Linked DNA regions of Mus musculus: region 1 is linked to region 2. Evidence: chromatin loops called from intact Hi-C (ENCODE). Cell type or tissue: heart. All regions are shown on one strand. Each heading gives the region's core, and the rest is flanking DNA. Links, peaks and the distances in the headings are about the cores only. Region 1 overlaps Ywhae (tyrosine 3-monooxygenase/tryptophan 5-monooxygenase activation protein, epsilon polypeptide). Region 2 holds the start of Slc43a2 (solute carrier family 43, member 2).

Region 1 (10,811 bases), core at 3,673-6,172, 210 kb after region 2:
AAGGCCTATTGGAACAGTTCCAGGGGCTTGTTTAAGCTCACTAAATAAAAGCAAGTTATGACAAAGAGGTCCTCAAAATTTATCATGAAATCCAGAAGTTGGCATGAACTTGCCATTTGATATTACCAGTTTTCGTGTGTGTGTGTGTGTGTGTGTGTGTGTGTGTGTGTTTTAAGTTTTGGAGATAGAACTCAAGTTCATACATTGTACCTTAAGTACTTGATGAACTAAGCTGACTCCCAGTCCGTTTTTATGTCTTTTATTTTTGGTGATGACAAGGGGGTCTCTGTGTCCTTGGCTGGCCTGCAACTTGCTTTGTGGTCCTGGGTGGCTTCAAACTTGAATTATTCTGTCACTTAGCCTCAAGCAGTGGAAAATGACACATATTCTACCATACCCCGATAGTTTCTCTTTTAAGACAGGGTCTTACTGTGTACCCCTGACTGGTCTTCAGTTCACAGCTCCATCTGTCTCTGCTGTCATCTGCCACTATGCCTGGCCTAATTTTTATTTTGAGACATGGGTCTTGTTTCCATGCATATGCTACCATACCCAGGTTAGTTTCCTCACTTAAAGAAAATTTCCTAAGCTTTGTTCTCTCACCACAGATATTGTAGGTCTATGTCCTGAGAACTTTGACTTTCTTCAGATTTTGCATTTGGTAGAAAATAATATAGACCAAAGGGAAATTGAAGCTCTGGAAGCTGTCTCACTCTCTTAAGTGGGAATGGGAAAAGTCAGGGATATGGTAGCTGCTGATAATAGAGCTAGCTGGTATGCCTAGCTCTATTATGGTATTAGAGTCAAATATGCTGTTTTATTTTGTCTGCTTTGAGCTGGTTAGAGGTGGCAGCAGTACCCTAAGTTCAGAACTTTGCCCATAAACATTTGTCGACTTTCTTGTACTATGCTGTCAAAAATACCAGATTTTGGGCCTGGAGAGTTGGTTTAGCAGTTAAGAGCATTGGCTGCTCTTCTAGAAGACTTGGGTTCAATTCTCAGCAACCACATGGCAGCTCATATCTGTAACTCCAATTCCAAGGCTCTGACACCCTCACACACACATACTTGCAGGCAAAATACAAATGAACATGGATATAATTAAGTTAACAAACCATCAGCTTTTATGTAGAAAACAGAATTACCATGATGTTCCTTATTTTTTTTCCTCCTCTTCCACATCTCCCTCTCTTCTTCTGTATTGAGGATTGAACCTTCACATATGCTAGACCTTCACATATGGCTACATACTCTGGCTCAGCCATTTAATCATCAACATATGTTTCCTGGTTTATGACCTTGAAATTTAACCTTTTAAAATTACATTAATTTTTGTAGAGATGGGCATGTGTAGCAGAGTGTAGCGGTCAGGTGACTTCTCTTTGTTCTCTTTTATCATGTTGTTTCTAGAGCTCTTATCTTTTACCACAACCTTTTTTTTTTTTCCTGGAGCCCAGAATGACATTGAACTCAGATATCTTTCTCCCGATCACCACGTCTGACTGGAATTATTACTTTTAGTATGTGTAGAGTCAGTCTGAAGCTGTGTGTGGTGGTGCAGTCTTTACAGCCTAACACCCAGGAGGCAGACACAGGCAGACTTTTGGGTTTAAGATCAGCTTGGTTTTCATAGTGAATTGGAGGACAGCCAGAATTACACAGAGAGACCTTGTCCCTAATTATTGACAGTGGTCTCTGCTCTGTGCAGGGTAATAGAATGGCAGGGTAGTGTGTTCCCTGTTGGTTCTCCTAGTTGGTAGTGACATAAGATGCCACTCTACTAACAAAACCTTGGTAGTGTTTGCCCAGATGATTCCCTGCACCACATAAAATGGGCATGGTAGCACATACTTGTAATTCCAGCACTCAGGCAGGAGGATAATCACTACTACATAGTAAGTTAAAGGCAGGCCAGTCTGAGACTGACTCAAAAACAAACAAACCAACCCATCATCACCACCACCACAACAATGAAAAAAAACCCAGCAAGAACCCCAAAACAAAAAGACAGTCATTTTCAGCCAGTCATGTTGCACTATACCTGTAATTCTAGCATTTGTGATGTTTAGGTAGGAGAATTCTGAATTGAAGGCCAGCCTGGGCTACATAGTCTGATCTTGTCACAAACTCTGTCTTAAAAGACAACTGTTGACTACCACAATACATCTTTAATTCTCTGTTTCCTAAGTACCATTCTTTTTTTTTTAAAGATTTATTTATTTATTATATGTAAGTACACTGTAGGTGCCCTCAGACACTCCAGAAGAGGGAGTCAGATCTCGTTATGGATGGTTGTGAGCCACCATGTGGTTGCTGGGATTTGAACTCCTGACCTTCAGAAGAGCAGTCGGGTGCTCTTACCCACTGAGCCATCTCACCAGCCCCTAAGTACCATTCTTAAGTGTTATTCTGTCATGCCTTAACATGGTTTGGCTGATGGCACATGCCTTTAATCAAAACACTTTGGAATTAGAGATTGAGGGGATCTCTAGGTTGGGGGGCAGCCTGGTTTAAATAAACAGCAAGTTCTAAGCTTGCTGGAGCTGCATAGTGAGATCTGACCTCAAGAAAAAAGAAACGACCCTGCAAAGCAGGCACCACACATTTTCCAGGTAAATATTAAATGAAGACTAGGCTGGGGACATGGCTCAGCAGCTAAGAATGTTTGTTGCTCTTGCAGAGGGTCCAGGCTTGGTTCCCAGCATCCATGAAGCAACTCACAGCTGCCTGCTAGTCCAGTTGTAGGGAGTCTGACATTCATTCTCTTCTGGTCTCCACAGACACCTACATGCATTATGTGCACATACATACATTGGAGAATACATACAGTAAATAAGTATTAAAAAAAACTTACACTTAAAGCCAAAAAATAAATAAAAGAGTTAAGTGAGGACAAATTACTGTATTTAGTCAGGTGTGTTGTACCACTTCACATTTGATGTTTGTGCAGTATTGTAAATACCAGTCCTTTCCTTCCCCCTTCACTCCGTTCAAGACAAGGTCTCATGGAGCACACTCAGGCTACCCTTGAACTTGCTTCATAACCTAGTCAGCCTTGAACTGCTGGTCCTCTCACTGAAGCTCTATTCTTAGTTTTTAATTTTATAATGTGGAAATTGCTTTGGGGGCCTGGGGAGATAGATCAGTCTGTCAAGTGCTTGTCATACAATCACAGACACTGAGTTTAAATCCCAGCATCCAGTTAAAAACTCAGTTGTTGCTTGTCATTCCAGCATGTTTGTAATCCTCTCTTGGGAGGCAGGGACTGATGAATCCCTGGGGCTCCCTAACCAGTTGTCATAGCCTAATTGTTGAACCTTACCACTTAGAGAAGTTGTTTTAAAAACCCAAGGTGGAGCTGGGTGGTAGTGCATGCCTTTGGGAGGCAGAGTCAGGCAGATCTCTGAATTCAAGGCTAACCTGGTCTACAGAGTAAGTTCCTGGATAGACAGGGCTACACAGAAAAACTGTCTAGAAAAACAAAAAAAAATTAAAGATAATCAAACATTTTCCTTTTTTGTGAATCTGTGTATGATGAATACTCTCACAATAATGATGGTGAACATAGGGAACTCAGGACAGCTTGTGGAAGGTCTTTCCTTCTTCCATGTGGGTTGTGGAAACTGAACTAGTAGGTTCAATTAATTAGCCCAGGTTGAAATTCTTTCTTTCTTTTTTTGGACTTGCTAATTCTGATACCTCTGCCTCACTTGTGCTATTATGTTGGCTGAACTTAAAGCTTTATAAAAGCCGACCCAGGAGGTGGAGGCAAAGGGTCAGGAATCGGTGTCATCCTTGGCTGCATAGAAAATTCTAGGCTACCCAATCACCCAACTCAAAAATAAACAAATGGGCCGGGCAGTGGAGGCACACACCTTTAATCCCAGCACTTGGAAGGCAGAGACAGGCGGATTTCTCAGCCTGGTCTACATAGTGAATTCCAGGATGACCAGGGCTCCGCAGAGGAAAAAAACCCTGTCTCGAAAAACCAAAAAAAAAAAAAAAAAAAAAAAAAGAAAGAAAGAAAGAAAGAAAATAAACAAATGGACTGGAGAGGTGGCTCTGCAGTTAAGAGCACTTAATGCTTTTGTGGAAGACCCAGGATTATTGATAACCACTACTCTTGTAGAGGCTTAAAACTATCTATAACTTCATTTGCAGAGGATCCTGTGCCCTCTTTGGAGCTCATCCTTGGGTACCAGGCATGCTTGTAATCCTAGCACTTTGTAGGTGCAAGAGGCCAGTTTCTACTAGATAGCAGAATTCAAAGCTAACCCAAGTTATCCAACATCTCAAACAACAGATACATGGCTAGAATTAAGCTTCAGGAACTTAATTGATTCTCATAGCTATATTACGGTGTGTGTGTGTGTGTGTGTGTGTGTGTGTGTGTGTGTATCTTTGGAGGTCAGAAGATTGTTAGGATCCCTTGAAGTTAGGGAATGTCTGAGCTTCGGTGTGGGTGCTGGGAACTGAACCTGAGTCCTTTGCAAGGACAACTGCTCTTAATTTCTGCATCACTTCTCCAGCCCTTCTTTGCAATAGATAGCTTTGGCATGTAGTTTTGAGATGTGTGAACAGATGAACAGAGGTTATGGAATCTTCCTCCTTTCTTGGTGACCGATAACCATACCCTCTCTCACTCTCGCCCCCTCCCCCCAGGGTATCTCTGTGTAGCCCTGGTGGCTGTCTTGGAACTCACTCTAGACCAGGATGGCCTCAGATTCAGAGATCTACATGTCTCTGCCTTACTGAGGGCTGTGTTACATTTTTCTTAATGATTCTGACTTACCTTCATTTCACAATGCTGCCAATATTTTTCTTAGCCTGTTTTAGTATTTTTTCTTGTCATATCACAAGTGACATAAATAACGATCTTCCAATTTTCTTTCCTTCATCTGAAGACCTAGAATTAAATGTTGGTTATTAGTGATAGTGTTTATTTATTTTACTTTTGTATGTCTTAGTATACAGATGAGGAAATTATTTGGCAGCTATTTGAGGGTAGCTGCCAGCAAGTCAAGATTAGCAAATGAAAAAGCTTACTAAAATAGATGCTATATGCACACAATGTTTTCATAACAGTATTCAGCAATTCAGTATATCAAGAGAATTTAAACTTTACTTGCATGTATGTACTGTGTGTGTCCATAAGGCCAGAAGAGGGTGGTGTTGGATATCCTGAAGCAGAAATTACTGGCACTTGTAAACTGCTTGATGTAGGTGCTGCGAACAGAACTCTGGAAGAGCAGGGAATGCTTCTTAACCACAGACCTGTCTCTCTGGTTTTACTAAGAATAAGAATAGTATTTAAGAATACTTTGGGGCTGGTGAGATGGCTCAGTGGGTAAGAGCACCCGACTGCTCTTCCGAAGGTCTGAAGTTCAAATCCCAGCAACCATATGGTGGCTCACAACCACCCGTAATGAGATCTGATGCCCTCTTCTGGTGTGTCTGAAGACAGCTACAGTGTACTTACATATAATAAATAAATAAATCTTTTAAAAAAAAAAAAAAAAAAAAAGAATACTTTGATGTTTTACCCTAAAGAAAACTTCCCTGGAGTCAAGACCCATTGTTTCTCAGATACATCACTTACTAAACTCTGGGATTTGATCTGCATCTAAACTTATTTTATTTGTGGATATGCAGTTGATTGTACCAGGTGACTTTACCCTTTTGGTGACTAAGCTGGTGATCTTCCTTTTGAGACTGTCTCCTGGAGCACAGGCTGCACTTAAGTCCTCTTACTCTGTTTGCTAATACTGGAGGGATTTCAGCTGTGTACCACCACACCCAGCTGCTTAGCCTCTGGAACTTCTCTTCAGAACCAGCTATTTGTTTTTATTTTGTATACCTTACAGACTTTATACTAATTTTCTCTTCACTGTAGCTGGTTGATGCCTATCATTCTTTCTGTGTCTGCCTCTACATTTCTGTTAGTTGATAGTTTCTAAATTCCTTCCTACCCGACCTTCTAAACATGTTTTTGTTTGTTTGAGCCAGGCTCTTACTATAGCCTTAGCTGGATCCATCTGCTTCTGTCTACTTGTTCTGGGATTAAAGGCATGTGCTACCATGCCCAGCCCCCAGTTTTGTTTTTGTTTTTAAGTTTTTATTTTTTATTTTTATTTATTTCTTGAGACCAAGGTTTCTTTGTAATCTTGGCTCCCCTGAAACCAGGCTGTCCTTGAACTCCAGTTCAACCTGCCTCTGCTTCCCTAGGGCCTGTATTAAAGGTGTTTGCACCAGCACCCAGTTGTTTTTCAGTTTTGTTTTTCCAGACATGGTTTATATGTGTAACAGTCCTGGCTGTCTTGGAACTCACTCTGTAGACCAGGCTGGCCTCGAATGTTTTTCAGTTTTAAAAAAAAACATTTTTCAAATTTTTTTGAGATGGCATGCTTTTTTGTTTTGTTTTGTTTTTTGAGACAGGGTTTCTCTGTATAGCCCTGGCTGTCCTGTAACTCACTTTGTAGACCAGGCTGGCCTGGAACTCAGAAATCCGCCTGCCTCTGCCTCCCGAGTGCTGGGATCAAAGGCATGCGTCACTACGCCCGGCTGGCATCCATTTTTTAATAGTCCTGACTGTTCTGGAATTTATGGAGTAGCCCAGACTGGCTTTGAACTCATGTCAATCTTTCTGCCTTAGTTTTATAATGTTGGGGTTATAGGCATGATCGACTACACATGGCTTTATCATGCACTTTTTGGTCAGTGGGTATTAACTTTTTTTTTTTTTTTTTTTTTTTTTAAGAATTACTTATTTTATGTATGAGTACACTGTTGCTGTCTTCAGACACACCAGAAGAGGGCATCTGATCTCATTACAGGTGGTTGTGAGGAGTCATTTCATGGGTACCTTGCCAAAGCAGTTTTGTTGTGTTTTTTAATATTATTTATGTGTATATGCAGGCGACGAAGGAGCTCAGATGGGTATTGGATTCCCTGGAGCTGTGGTTACAGGTAGTTGTGAGCTGCCCAATCTGTAAGAATAATCTGTGCTCTTAACCTTTGAGCTTTCTTCCAGCTTTTTTTTTTTTTAAAGATAGGATTTCATGTAGCTCAAGCTGACATCAAATGCCCTCTGTAGCTGGAGGTAACACTGAACTGATCCACCTGCACCTACAGTCTCAAGTACAGGTACAGCACCATGTCAGCTATCAAGTAGTGTAGTTAGGAAGGAAATATAGCTGAAAAGAATGGTGTGACTAAAGTTGTAGCTCGGGTGGTAGAGTGCTTGCCAGACATGCATGAAACTGTTCAATCTCCAGGGCTGCGTAAGCCCAGCAGAGAGCTATGTGCACTCAGGAGGATCAGTGGTCATCCATCATAGTGCAAAGTGAGTTTGAGGCCAGCCTGGGCAGCAGGAGACCTCGTCTCAACAAAAGAAAACCACAGGAAGGGAATGAGGATGTTAAGTCAGAAGGTCTTTTCTGTTTATCATCAGAGGTACTGATCCAGGGCTGTGCACTGGACCTCAGCATAGTGTGGGTTAGAAAACTGGAAGCAGAGTATATACACAGAGCATTGTTATACCTAACTTCTAAGGGTTGCTTTTAGCAGGCATGTTGTCAATGCTCAGAACACTTGCTGTGGTGTGAACCTGTGGAGTCTCTCCTTCCACTTTAGCCTGAGTTTACCAGTTGATTATTACGTACTTGCCTTTATTAATTTCTTAAAAATTTATTTATCTGATCATCTTTGTGCCAGCATTGAAGTGGTGGGATAATTCAGGTTGCGTTTTTCTCTCTCTCTTTTTAAAAATGTATTCATTTATTTTATGTATGTGAGCACACTGTAGCTGCATCAGAAGAGGGCATCAGATCCCATTACAGATGGTTGTGAGCCACCAGGGTTAAACTCGGGGCCTGAAAGAGCAGACAGTGCTCTTAACCACTGAGCCATCTCTCCAGTGCTCAGGTTGCATTTTTTTAATTAGATATTTTCTTTATTTACATTTCAAATGCTATTCCCAAAGCCCCCTATACCCTCCCCCCGCCCTGCTCCCCAACCCACCCACCTCTGCTTCCTGGCAGGTTGCATTTTTGTTAAAATTTATTACTGTTTTATGTGTACAGATGTTTTGCCCACATATCTATACACCACATCTGTGTCTGCTGTGAGCTGCCATGGGCGTACTAGGAATTGAACTCTGGTCCTCTGGAGGAACAGCCAGTGCTTTTGATTTCTGAGCCATCTCTCCAGACCTTGGATTTCTTTTGTGTGTGTTATGGTGTATACTTGTTGCCTCACTAGAGTATTTGTCAGTGTGATATAAGAGGTGCAGGATGCTTTAGGTGAAAAAAACGGTTTCTGTTCTAGATATCAACAGCAGCATGAGCTCTCTTCACTTAGAAGACTGGTTTGTTTAAAATTCAAGCTGCCTGTGGTGGTGCATACCTATATCTATTTCCAGCATTTGGGAGATGGAGAGAAGAAGGATAAGGAGTTGGAAGCCTGCCTAGGGGAACATAAGACCTTACATCATAAAATTCCATAAAGCTTAGTATTGTTATTAAATTATTGATGAGTTTACTATATTTAGTAATAGTTCTAATTTTGCCTACCTGATCATTGTATTGGTTTCTTTCAGTTTGTGTGAATTTCATGGAATTATTTGAAAGCAACTCAACAACACCTGGGGGCTTAGTAACTTCCTGTAGAATCCATTTGAAGGCTGCTGCTCATGTGGAACTCTCAGCAAACATTTTCTAATTACTCCTCTTAAAGATTCACGTTGTATGAATGCCTTATTTTGCACTAACATTTACATGCCTCCTCATTCATACAATCAACATAGTTGAACTTTAGTGTCTAACTGGAGTGTGTGTGGCATAAATCAAGCTCTGACCTGCAGAGGCTAGTTTGGTCATCCATTTGCCCAGTATGCCAGGCAAAATGATATTTTTTCCCCAAAATTCATATTGGGAAAAGGGACATGTAGTGTCCAGTGACCTCAAGATCACTCCCTTTGAAGTACTGATAGGCTTTTTTTTTTTTTTGGTTTTTCGAGACAGGGTTCTCTGTATAGCCCTGACTGTCCTGGAACTCACTTTGTAGACCAGGCTGGCCTGGAACTCAGAAATCCGCCTGCCTCTGCCTCCCAAGTGCTGGGATTAAAGGTGTGCACCACTACACCCGGCTTACTGATAGGCATTTTAAATAGAGGAAGAATTAGGGTAAGGTACAACCTGGTTGGGGTGTGGTCTGGTTGAGCTTTGTTTTGATTGTGATTTGCAAGGTGGTCTGGAACAATCTTTGTCTCTCATCATCAAGGGGCTCAGACTGGTTTATACAACGTGATTATTGGCTATGTTACAGGGTGCTCTCATTTGGTTTGGAGGTTTGAGGGTGTGTTCTGAGGTTTTGTTCTCCCTGATTTCCAAGGTGAATGCAGATTAAGGACAGTTTCTTAATCCTTGCTTTCTCCCAAGTGAAGGAGACATACTGATGGACAAAGCAGGCTTTCATCCTGGTTTTAGTTTCTTTGTATGTGCCTGCAAGCATGAATAAGGTGTGGATGTGTGTGTGCACATGTGTGCATGGAGATGTCAGACAACTTTGTGGAGTCAGTTCTCGGCTTTTACCATGGCTTCTAGAGATCAGGTTGCCAGACATCTGGCAGTGCTCTTACCCAAGGAGCTATCTTGCCAGTCCTCATCCCAATGGTAGTTACTATCTAATAGGTTTAAGTGAGTACAGGAGCTTTTTTTGAAAAGCATCTAAGTTCCCTTTTCAAGTAGATACATTATTATTTACCATTAATCATAGAAAACCATAACCAGTCAAAATTCTATTTAAATTTAATTCTATTTAAAGTCATATTAATGTTCTGTCTCTGCTTTGGATTTTTGTTTTGTCTTTTTGAGACAGCGCTTCTTTGCATAGCCAGCCTTGGATCTCCTGGAATTTTGGTCACATCTGCTGCAAAGATTTTATGAAATGTTAGACATGTTTAGTGAAGAATTTTATGTTAATAGATGAGTGGGAGTCCTTGAATGACCATGTTGGTCCAGAATTGGATCAGGCAGCTTTTGTGCAAAGCTTTGAGGAACCCTGGTTAGGGTTATGCTTCCATTGGTGATATTAAGAGAATAATGATGACTTACACGGAGGGCTTCAATAACGCACTGTAGACATTCAGAGGAAGATTAGGCCTTGGATTCATGATGCTGCTTGCTGTCCCTTAGTCTGTTGCATAAAGGAATAGAAAATTTTAAAGATGAAGGGCCTGAATTTATTGGGATTTTAAAAATAAGTGACTCATACTGGTCATTGAAGAATTAGGTGGCTCCATCAAATATCTGATTACAGTTTATCCCACCAGAGGGCAGTCAGAACAATTAAAAAGCAACTAGAAAGAAGATGGAATGGAAATGCAGACCAAAATCACAGCGGGGAGCTGAGCTGGGCATAGCTTAAAGGTTAAGTGCTTATCTAGCTTAACTGACCTGGGCCCAATCATTTCAGCAGCTGTAAAGAGGTAGACTTTGAAACATAAAACTCAGGTTGCTAATTTGGAAAGCACACTAATTTTTATGAGACAGCTTCTAACTAGCATTTCTAGTTGCAGGGGTTACAATTGCAGCATGAACTATTTTATTTGGCTTAATATAGCTTAATTCACTGTGTGATAGCTGTTCACTAATGTATACTTTCAGGGTATTTCTGTATGTCTCTGCTTGTTAAAGTATAGATTCTTGCTTCTTAACACTAGGGATTCTGAATCAGTAAATCTAAAGATCTAGTTGGTAATAGACCTTTGCAAAACCACTTTTTACCTCTTATCGTAGGTACTCAGTATATTT
Region 2 (10,811 bases), core at 2,800-5,299:
GCAACTCTAGTTCCAGGTGACTTACATACATTTAGTCAGAACACTTGTAAACTTTAAAAAAGATATCTTTGGGGGCTGGTGAGATGGCTCAGTGGGTAAGAGCACCCGACTGCCCTTCTGAAGGTCTGGAGTTCAAATCCCAGCAACCACATGGTGGCTCACAACCATCTGTAACGAGGTCTGACTCCCTCTTCTGGAGTGTCTGAAGACAGCTACAGTGTACTTACATATAATAAATAAATTAATTAAAAAAAAAAGATATCTTTGGCCGGGCAGTGGTGGCACATGCCATTAATCCCAGCACTTGGGAGGCAGAGGCAGGAGGATTTCTGAGTTTGAGGCCAGCCTGGTCTACAGAGTGAGTTCCAGGACAGCCAGGGCTACATAGAGAAACCCTGTCCAAAAAAAAAAAAAAAAGATAAAAAGATATCGTTGTACTATGTTCATTCTACATTCTAAGGTGGGGTTCTTTTCAGACCTTTGAAGTGATTATTAAATTCTTTCTGTTTTTGAAATAGTCTTGTTCTGTTGCTCAGGCTGACCTGGATCTCAGTACATATCCTAGGCAGCCCTGAAACACAAGGCAATCCACTTGTTCCTGTTCCCCTGAGTGTTGGGATTATAGGTGTGACCTGGCTTACAATCTTTCTTTAAAAACAAAATGAAACAAAACAAAAACCTGGGTGTCAGCTGGGTGATGGTGGCCCATGCCTTTAATCCCAGCACTTGGAAAGCAGAGATAGTCTCTGAGTTGGAGGCAAGCCTGTTCTAAAGAGTGAGTTTCGGGCTGGAGAGATGGCTCAGTGGTTAAGAGCATCAACTACTTTTCCGAAGGTCCTGAGTTCAAGTCCCAGCAACCACATGGTGGCTCACAACCATCTGTAATGATATCTGACACCCTCTTCTGGTACATCGGAAGACAGCTACAGTGTACTTCGACATAATAAATAAATCTTTAAAAAAACAAAACAAACAAACAAAAAACCTAAAGAGTGAGTTTCAGGACAGCCCGGTCTACACAGAGAAACCCTGCCTTTAAAAAAAAAAAAAAAGAAAGAAAGAAAAAGAAAAAAAAAGACCAAATTAGCCAAAAAAAGACCAGGGTCTCACTGGATAACCCAGGTTGGCACTAGCCAGGAACTCTGTGTAGACTGGGCTATGTGCCTGTCTCTTCCTCCTTGGTGCTGAGATTAAATGTGCGCCATCACGCCTGGCTTGGACTCACAATTTCAAATGGGGCAGCAGTCATCCTTCTCTGCTCTCCTCAATCTGACTGGCTTTCTTTACTTTTTGTGTGCGGTACACACATACATATATGTATGTGTATACATACATACATATATGTGTGCTTCTTACACTTTTCCTGGCCTCTCTTCTGATGGCCTATTGAGCCTTGTGTTGTTTTCATGTGGCAAGGCTGTCTTCCTGACTTATTTCTTTAAGACTTGCCAAAAGTCCTGGAAGTCTAGCCTGGGCACTCTCAATTTAAAAAGAAGAAGAATAAAGGCTGAGCTAGCGGGGCCGGATCGAGAAGGAAAATAAATAAATAAGGGCTGGAGAGATGGCTCAGCGGTTAAGAGCACTGGCTGCTCTTCCAGAGGTCCTGAGTTCAATTCCCAGCAACCACATGGTGGCTCACAACCATCTGTAATGGGGTCTGATGCCCTCTTCTGGAGTGTCTAAAGACAGCTTCAGTGTACTTACATATAATAAATAAATCTTTAAAAAAAGAAGAATGAGAAGGAAGAGGAGAAGGAGTGGTAGTTTCATCTCAACAGGACTCAAGGACTTCTTGTTTCATTTGAACAAGCCACCTAGCCCCTCAGTTTTTCATCTGGAATGTAAGGATAACGGCTGTATCCAGGGCAGTTGTAGGGATGGAGTAGTAGCATGCAGTGTAAAAGCACCCAGTGCAAGTTCAGCCATCAGTAAAGGCAGTTATTATTGATCCTATCCAGCACCCTGCGATCTTCTGTCCTTGAACCTGGTGCTTTTCACTTGCTCATGTGTTTTCCTTCCAGGACTCATATTGGGCACCTAGGACTGAGGCATGCCTGCCCCCAAGAAATTCAGAGCCAGCGGGAAATGGGGATACAGATTATAAGGCATTACGGTCAGCAGACAAAGAAAGCAAAAGGCAATATAGAGAGTGGCCAGGGAAGGCTTCCCAGAGGAGGTGCTGCCCAAGGGAGGGTCACTAGCGAGAGCAGCACAAAGCCAGAGCCACAGCAGTTCCCCAGAGGGGAGCATCCAGTGGGAAATGGGGAGGAGGAAGCAGCATGGTCCAGTCAGTTGGGGAACTTGAACTTTATCTTGAAGAACAAGGTAAAGAGTTTCTGCGGGATCTAGCAATAGGTCAGGTTTATCAAGGTCAGGTTTACATTTCCCACAATTCACTGCGGGGTAGATATGTGATGCAGAGATTGATGGATGAGTAGTTGTGTCCCAGGGACAGAAATGGGCAGATAAGATAAACAGGACACCAGGTTATCCTGGTGCAGTGGGGGCAGGGGAGGGGCAAGGCTCACAGTAGATAACATTAACTATTGTGTTAAATGTTTAGTTCACAGTGTCTAACATCATTACATGTTAGTAGCTCAGTAGGGTGCCTTTGAGCCCCCTAGCACGAGGCGGCAGAGGGCAGCCTGGATTACATAGCCAGTTCCAGGATGGCCAGAGCTACATAGTGAGATCCTGTCTCAACACTTCCCCAGACACACACACAGACACACACAATCTGAGGGAGAAGGGGGCACTATTTATTTGAAGAGGGGGAGGGAACATTTTAGATATATGTCTGGAGAAGGTCCTCAAGCAGATTGCTTAGGAAAAGGATTGAAGGGCTTAATCTATTGGCAGATAGTAGGTCCAATTTGGAGCTTATGAGATTTCTGCACAGTAGGTCATCAGGCCCCCAAACCCACCAGCAAGCCTAGACCAAGTCTGGGAGAGCATGCACTAGCAGAATGGCTGGCGAAGGTTCTGGGCACCAGGGGGCGCACTCGAGCTGAGGGAAGCTGAGTCAGGCTGCTGGGGACACCCTTAGCTCTAAAGCAAGCCGGCTCTTGAAGTGTGGAGAATCTGAGGGATACCGAGTGTTTTCTGAGGGGAGGTTAGTGCCTCTCGTCAGGGAGACTCGGACGGACAGCCAAATCTTTCGTGCTGAGGCTCCATTCCACGTCCAAGCAGGTCCTCAGAGCAGCGCAGCTCCGCTGATGATACAGAAAGGACGGAGCTCTTTGGACCCCTAGTGATCTATCGCGCTCTCCAAAGTCAGACTTAGACTAACTAGGTGCTCGGGATTGCTCACAGCATGAAGAAGGGTGGACGAGAAAGTGTGCCAGCCACATGAAAGAGTCGTTTGGGAAAGTGGGAGGGCAGGGCATGCCAAGGTGACCGGCCTGAACACTGACCGGTCTCTGAAGGCACCGAGAAAAGAGGGCGCGGGATGGGGATGGCGACAACTGGAGGACCAGGGGCTCTTAGTCCAAAATCCTGACTACAGACCCTTAAGGGACACCGATTAAAGACCAGGCAGGAGGCACCTGATTCCAGGCAAGGACCCGGTGAGTCGGGAGATCTAGCAGGGATGCGGTAATTATGCCACGACCTGGGTCGGGGTGTTCTGATACCCGTAGACAGCGCCTGGATAGGACAACGGGGGCTAGGCAGCGAGGAGCCCGGACACAAAGCCCAAGGAGCAGGCCGGGAAACAGCACAAAAGGGCGGTAATGGCCTGCGGAGTTGGAGCATCCGGCCCTGGTTCTCTCCGGGCGAGAACGGTGGTCTATACTGCGGGCCGAACCGCACGGTGCTTGGAGCCCAGCTCGCTGTGGACCAAGACTCCCTGAAACGCTGACCCATGAACTTGACAAGGAAGAGGGCAACGAGAAGGGCGTGGGGCGATGCCCGCGGCGGTCACCGGGTCGAGGGGCACTCCAGTTTAACTGGGTAGAGCTGGGCCTGCCCGAGCCGCCCCCCAGCCCCCCCATTCCTCTTGTTTGTCTCCAAGTCCGGCCGGAACCGGCTTCTGCTCGCCGGGGGGCGGGTGGGTAGCTGCTGATTGGCCGACGCCTGTTTCCAGCCCCACTCAGCCAATCAACGGGCGGCAGTGTTTTTCATCTTAGGATAGGAATAAAAGGGCTGGAAATAAAGGGGACAGAAAAGGCGCCGGGCGGGCCCGATACACACTGGTAGGAGCCGGGTGAGCTGGACTCCCAGGATCCGGGTCTCAGACGAGGGTGCGAGAACCTGAAGCCGCTCGCAGGCAGGGGTTGGAGGGAAGGTGCATACTTGTCAGAGGGACGACACCGGGAGGGAGACGTAACGAAAAAGGCCAGGAGGACAGAGGGACGGGATCCGCTTCTATGGAAACGGGCTAATCGCCGGGGTAACAGCCCGACACGGGGGTCGCGCGGTTGGCTCGCGCCGCCGGTTTGAACCGGCTTCGCCTCTCCCATGCGGGGTTCGCGTGGCGGTAGCGCCTAGCGACCTAAACACTAACCAATGGCGCGGCAGTTCCTGTGCGGTCCCGCCAATGAAAGCGCCGTGGGCGGGCCGTTTCGGGGCTCCCTGTGCTGATTTTGTGGTTGAAGGAACAAGCACTAAGGAAGGGTCTCGAGTGCGGGCGGGCGGGAGCCTGTCAGGGTCCCTGGGAGTGGCAGCTCTCAGGTGAGCCTCTGCTCAGGTGACCTTACTACGAGCTGCCTCCCTTTCCGGCCCCCAAAGTGGCTGTTCAGTCTTGCTTGGGATCAGGACCCGCTCCACGTCCTTGAGCATAATTAGCCCTTTTCCAGCTGCCATGCCTCAGTTTACCTCCGAGTGAACTAAGGGAGAAGCCTTTCCTCTTGGCCAGCGGGGCTCCACTGTGGCCTAAGGTAGCGTTACCAGGTAGCTGCGGGTACGGGGTGGCCCAGGTCCCTGACAGGGCTAGGGTTCTTTTCTTTTGCGGCGGGCACCTATAGCCTGGGCTGCAAGGGACTGACAGGCTGTGCGCCAGCGGCTACACGGGTTGGGTAGAGCCACCGCTGAAGCTGAGGTCTGCGCGCAGGTGTCTGCAGAACCGGAGCCCGACCACCGCCACACCGCACCATGGCGCCCACCCTGGCCACTGCCCATCGGCGCCGCTGGTGGATGGCCTGCACCGCTGTGTTGGAAAACCTCCTTTTCTCCGCAGTCCTCCTGGGCTGGGGTTCGCTGCTCATCATGCTCAAGTCCGAGGGCTTTTACTCCTACCTGTGTACGAAGCCAGGTGAGATGGGCGCCTCGGTCGGGGGCAGGTTTCTGGAGTGGGTCTTTGGGAGAGGGCGGTTGGTGGTGAAGATGTAAGCCAGCTATGCCTGCTTGCTGCACAGCGCCTCTAAGTGCCAAAAAGCCCATTTGATCCTCATCCAGCTCTCTGGGTGCGTATCATTATCATCGTCCCTGTTTGTGGATGGAGAAACTGAGGCTGGGACAAGTCTTCCATTTGCCCAAGCTGTAGACTAATAGACTAATAGACTCCTGCGTGCAGTCAGGAACGTTGCTGGCCTTCTGGTCTTCCAGGGCCTGCAGCATTGCTTGCCTTGCAAAAAAAAAAAAAAAAAAAAAAACATGTGTAAGAAAGAGGAACTCTCATAGGCCGGGGTGCAGCAGGAGAGAGGAAGTGGCTTCGCCTCCACCCGAAGGAAGGTTCATCTAGACCTACATGTTTTTAAGTCAGGCCATTATGGAGTCCCCTTAAAGGCTTGCCAAGATAGAATTTCTTGTCTATTTTTGCTGCTTTATGATTCTCCAAAGGCCATTTCCTCTCCTGAACTGTGAGAACATCTCAGTGGCTTTCAAAACATCGTAGGGAGGAAGAGGAAGGGAGACAGTGGTAGAAGGATGCTTAGACTCTCCAGGACAGACTGCAGGCAGGCTGAGGCTGGCCCACACTACCCCCACCCTTCCTTCTGCCACTCCTGTCTTCATACCCTGGTTGCTGTAGGGTCATCAGTGGGGCCGAGTCAGCTGCCATCCTCTCCCCTTCTTAGGCATCCTTGGTAAGAACTGCTTCTTGCCTTTGTCTCTTGTCTCTGCCCCACCCCGTACCCAGGCTTGACTCTGTAGGTCACTGCTGGCATGTCTTTTTTATTTCTAGAGTCCTATTCATTTACTTTTTTACTTTAAATTTTTTCTTACATTTTTTTATTCATTTATGGGGGCCACAGAACTGGATGACTGACAGAGGACTGCTGTCGATGACAGAGGACTGCTGTCGATGACAGAGGACTGCTTTTGGTTGTTGACACTCTTTTTCCACTATGTGAATTTATGAGGTCAAACTCAGGTTGACAGACTTGGTGGCAAGAGGTTCCACGCCCTGAGTGTCATCTCTAAGAAGTGGGCTTGCTATTTATTTTATTTTATTTTCAAAATAGGGTTTCTCTGTGTAGCCCTGTCTGTCCTGGAACTCAACCCCTAGACCAAACTTGCTTCAAACTCAAGGATCTACCTGCCTCTGCCTCTTGAGTCCTGGGATCAAAGTGCACCATTATTGCTGGGCTCTCAAGAATTTTTTTTTCCCTGAGACAAGGTTTCTCTGTGTAGCCTTGGCTGTCCTGGAACTCACTCTGTAGACCAGGCTGGCCTCGAACTCAGAAATCTGCCTGTCTCTGCCTCCTAAATTCTAGGATCAAAGGTGTGCGCCACCACTGCCCGGCTCTAAAAATTTTTTTGTCTGTAAGGTTGTTTGGTCTTTTGTTCTTCACAAAGGATCTTGCTATGTAGCTGAGGCTAGCCTTTAATTTGTAATAATTCCATCTCATTCTCCTAAGTGGTGGGCTGACAAGCCTATACTGCCTCACCCAGCCTCTCATTCTTAGCAGGAAGGGAAAGCCTTGGACCTGCTCCCACTGCCTGGACCCGAGTCAGTTAGTCTTCACTTCCCTTCTCTGATCTGCCCAGAGGATCCTTAGTGTACAGAGCTTAGCAGGAGAGGAGAAAGGTGGGAGAAAGGGAGAGACCAAAGGCCACCTGGGAGAGGGCAGAAAGCCTATCATTTATAACCAACCTTTAGCCTTTAGCACTCAAAAATGTTTCCTAATAGCCTAAGGTTTCTTGGCAGGTCTTTCCCCACATCAGCAAGAAATCTTGAGAGACTGAGAGTCAGACCTTGTTCCCTGACCAAGCTTTCTCTTTTGCTTCTGGGATGTCAGGAGATTAAAGGCCCCTCTGAAAGGAACAGGTGGGAGTGTTGGCTCTCTTTTGTGCCTTTGTTACAGGATACACTGGGGATTTAAAAAAACAGAAAGAAAAAAAAAAAAAACATCAGCCTATGGCAAAGCTTTTACTACCTCATCCTGAGGTCAGATTTTATCTCTTCTCTTCTCTTCTCTTCTCTTCTCTTCTCTTCTCTTTTTTCTTTTTTTTTTTTTTCTCTTTTTCTTTTTTTCTGACTCATGGCACTGGTGACATCAGATTGTCCACTTTTATACAATCTCTCGGACGGCATGGGCGCCCTGGGGCTGGAAACTGTTTTCCTGGGGAGACGCTGTCTTCTTCCTTCCTTTGGGTGAGGGGAGTCCAGGGATTTCGCCAGCCGAGCGCTGAGTTGGTATTTAAGCCCTTGAGAGACTTGAAGGTCACTCCCACAAACCAGAGTGAAGGGGAAAGGGTCAGGATCATGGGTTGAACATCAACTTCTTATGCCGTGCCTTTGCTCCTGTGTCTGATTTGGGCTTTTCTGATTATCTGGCAAACGCGCTGACCTAGCATCCTTAGCTGGGGAGGCCTGCTGATTCTACACAGCTTATCTCTCCAGCCTCCTGGCTGTGTGGAGTCCCGGGAACCTGTTGACTTTTGGGGCCAGAAACCTCTGCGCTTCCTTGACTGGGAGTGTCTGGTAAAGCTAAGGTCAAGGTTTGCAGTGTGGCCCAACATCGTCAGCCCTGGTGCATGGCTAAGTGGATCGCTTTAGGCCTTTAAAGAGCTGACCTGTATACAGCTGATGGAGAGTCGAATGTCACAGCTTTTTGTTGTCTTTAAGATTGATGGTGTGAATTCGTTCCCCAAAGGAAATTTGCCTGAACCTGTTGAAAGGTTTGGGACTCTAGCCAGAATCGGGCTACAGACACGTTGTGGTGTGGGTTCCAGTTTGGTGGTGTGGAGAGAGGAAAGGAGTCCCTTACCTCTGTGGCCCGGCAGCTTTGCTTTTTCTGTCTCAAGGGCAGGGGCTCGGGAGCTGGGCCTGGGCAGTTAATGAGTTTTGTGTAATAATACACTCCTGGTAATGGCAACTAGAGACCTCTCTTGTCCTTCTGGTGTGGCAATTGAGTGTGTAGTCTGGGAAGAGTGGGGTTTTTTCCCAGGCTAAGTCCCTTGGCTTCTATATTCTATGACCACCATAGAATTCACCTGACATGACCTCTTCCCTTGGTTTGTTGTTGTTGTTGTTGTTCTTTGGTGGATTGGGGGTTGTTGTTTTTGAGACAGGGTTTCATCATACAACTCTAGCTGGCCTGGTATTTGCTGTGTCGATCGGCTTGCCTCTGCCTCTTTGAGCCTGGTGGTGTGGGGGGCATGGAATTGGGAGGGGAAGTAAGACCAACCATGGGGATCAGGTTGTGCCCAAGTTGCCCAAGTGGGAGACCTCCCTAAACTTTTTTTTTTTTTTTTTGGTTTTCCAAAACAGGGTTTCTCTGTGTAGCCCTGGCTGTCCTGGAACTCACTCTGTAGACCAGGCTGGCCTCGAACTCAGAAATCCGCCTGTCTCTGCCTCCCAAGTGCTGGGATTAAAGGCATGCGCCACCACTGCCCGGCGACCTCCCTAAACTTAAGGCACAAGCTTAGAGGGTAATGAAGGCTGAGCTGGTGTTGGGAGAGAGCCAGAGTGGGATACACCTACACCTCAAAGGGGAAGACAGAAAGGACTGGCGCAGAAGGGAGCTAATGATTGTGCAGGTGGAAGGGCTGGGCAGCAAGGAAAACTGGATTTTATTCCCAAGGCCTGAAAGAAGCCCAGGAGGCAGAGGGCTGCCAGAATCCAGTGAACCTCTCAGAGGCTTTTGTGAATGCTGAGGGCTTGCTACATGCTGGGTGTGAATGTGGGTGGACTGAGGATCGAAGACAAAAAGTTCCAGGGCCCCTGCTAGACTTCAGCCTAGCTCTGAACAGGATCTTAGGTGGGCCATGCTATGTGTGTGCCTGTGAATGCTCTCACATCTATGGACGTGTGTGTGCAAGTGCAAGTCGGTGCCAGGATTCTTCTTCAGTCACTCTCTAGTCCCCACTCCCCACCTCCCCACCCTAGATAGGGTTTCTCTGTGTGTTCTTGGCTGTCCTGGAACTAGCTCTGTAGACTGGGCTGGCTTCGAACTCGGCCTGCCTCTGCCTCTTGGTGCTGGGATTAAAGGCGTGTGCCCCACCTGTCGCCTGCTCCATGGGCACTTTTTATTTATTGAGGCAGGGTCTCTTACTGAGCTCAGAGCTCACAGCTTTTCCATGGGTTCTGGGGATCAGACACCAGTGCTCAATGTTTGCATTCTCTGGCCTCGGTTTTGTGTCCCTGACAGCAAGAAGCAAGACTCTCACCACTCTCTGGAGGACTCACTGTGTAGACCAGGCCTCTCTGGAGGACTCACTGTGTAGACCAGGTCTCTCTGGAGGACTCGCTGTGTAGACCAGGCCTCTCTGGAGGACTCGCTGTGTAGACCAGGCTGGCCTCGAGCTGCCTCAGCCTCCGGAATGTGGTGATGACAGTTGTGAGCCACTTCCCTGGACTTGGACTTGGTTTAACTTCTCCCACCCCCTGTTTGTTGGTTTATTTATTTTTTTCAGTGCTAGGGATTAAACGCGGGGCTTCACACATGCCGGTTCTACCACTTAGCTACACCTTTATTTAGCTCACCCCTAGTTTATTTTGAATTCAGAAAAAGTCCAAAAGAAACAGTGAGGGGGATAAGAGCTTGTACCCACAGCCTCTAAGAATGTCTCACAAAGTGTACCCTTGGCTGTCCCCACCACGCTCACCCTCTCATGACCTGGTTTCCCTTCCTGACATCTGTTGGCCTATTTTGTCTTAGTGTCTCATGAAGGTCCTATCTGCTAGGGTTGGCTTTCCATGCCTTTGTGAGGGAGCGGAGGGACAGCCCCATTCTCACCAGGCGATAGGAAGAGCCTCTGGTGGTGCCCAGCTCTTTCCCAGCTTTGTTCTCTTGGCCTCTCTAACCCATGGGGACGAGAACATCACCGTCAGAGTCTCTGGCTCTGACAATCTCCATTCGAGCCAGGCTCCACAAGACCTTCCACAAGATGCACACCTGCTCCCTAATGCCACGTGCCATGTGTGGAATATGGGATCAGACTGAGACGGCACTTGGTGGCCTTTTACAGAGCACAGGGGCCAGTACCCACAGGCTGCCTGCAGGAGGCTGCTGCTGCTGGGACCTCCATGAGAGGGCTGGCCCAGTGGTACTCACAGTCAGGCCTCCTGCTTGCTCTGTGGCTCAGGCGACCTCTCACCCACATCTCTCCTGCTGGGCTGACATGCTGCTTCCTGTTGCCGGATAGACTAAGGATGGAAGAGAGGCAGGGGATGCTGGGGCAGGTACCCTCAGGAGGGCTGGCCAGGGGTCAGCACCGTGGAGGGGAGGGGCTCAGGCAGCAGCCAGAGAAAGGGCTGCTGAGGAACTTAGGGGGTGTCTCCATCTGTGGGCCTCTTTGTTTCCTTAGCACTATCAGGGAGGTGTTCTGGAGTTCCCCACTCTCTTTGTTTGTCTGGGGTGAGAGGAGGACTCTCTCTGACCCTAGAGAAGTCAAGGGGAGCCCTGAGTGGGGTCACAGAACCCTCA

What was found. Hi-C counts contacts between places; a loop is a spot of excess contacts. Peaks named below come from ENCODE experiments on the same cell type or tissue, not always from the same donor. Only the 100,000 strongest peaks of a DNase experiment are listed, where the experiment ranks them.
Region 1: a loop joins it to region 2, with 3 times the contacts of the local background. A loop is called at or near these places in 2 of 42 quality-filtered maps.

Annotation. Positions count from the first base shown.
Region 1 is chr11:75,740,379-75,751,189 of GRCm38, forward strand. The region is part of intron 1 of Ywhae (tyrosine 3-monooxygenase/tryptophan 5-monooxygenase activation protein, epsilon polypeptide); the gene reads left to right. Among named protein-coding and RNA genes, the nearest start is that of Ywhae, 13 kb to the left of the region's middle. In heart, for the core only: a CTCF peak has its summit at 5,190 (motif pointing right); no DNase peak of the experiment used is centred there.
Region 2 is chr11:75,527,538-75,538,348 of GRCm38, forward strand. It overlaps Slc43a2 (solute carrier family 43, member 2), which reads left to right and starts at 4,575. Exons shown (of 14, transcript NM_001199283.1): 1 at 4,575-4,877; 2 at 5,051-5,251. The coding sequence starts at 5,092. In heart, for the core only: a CTCF peak has its summit at 4,011; DNase peaks (open chromatin) are centred at 3,004, 4,134, 4,534 and 5,284; H3K4me3 peaks cover 2,408 bases; H3K27ac peaks cover 2,300 bases.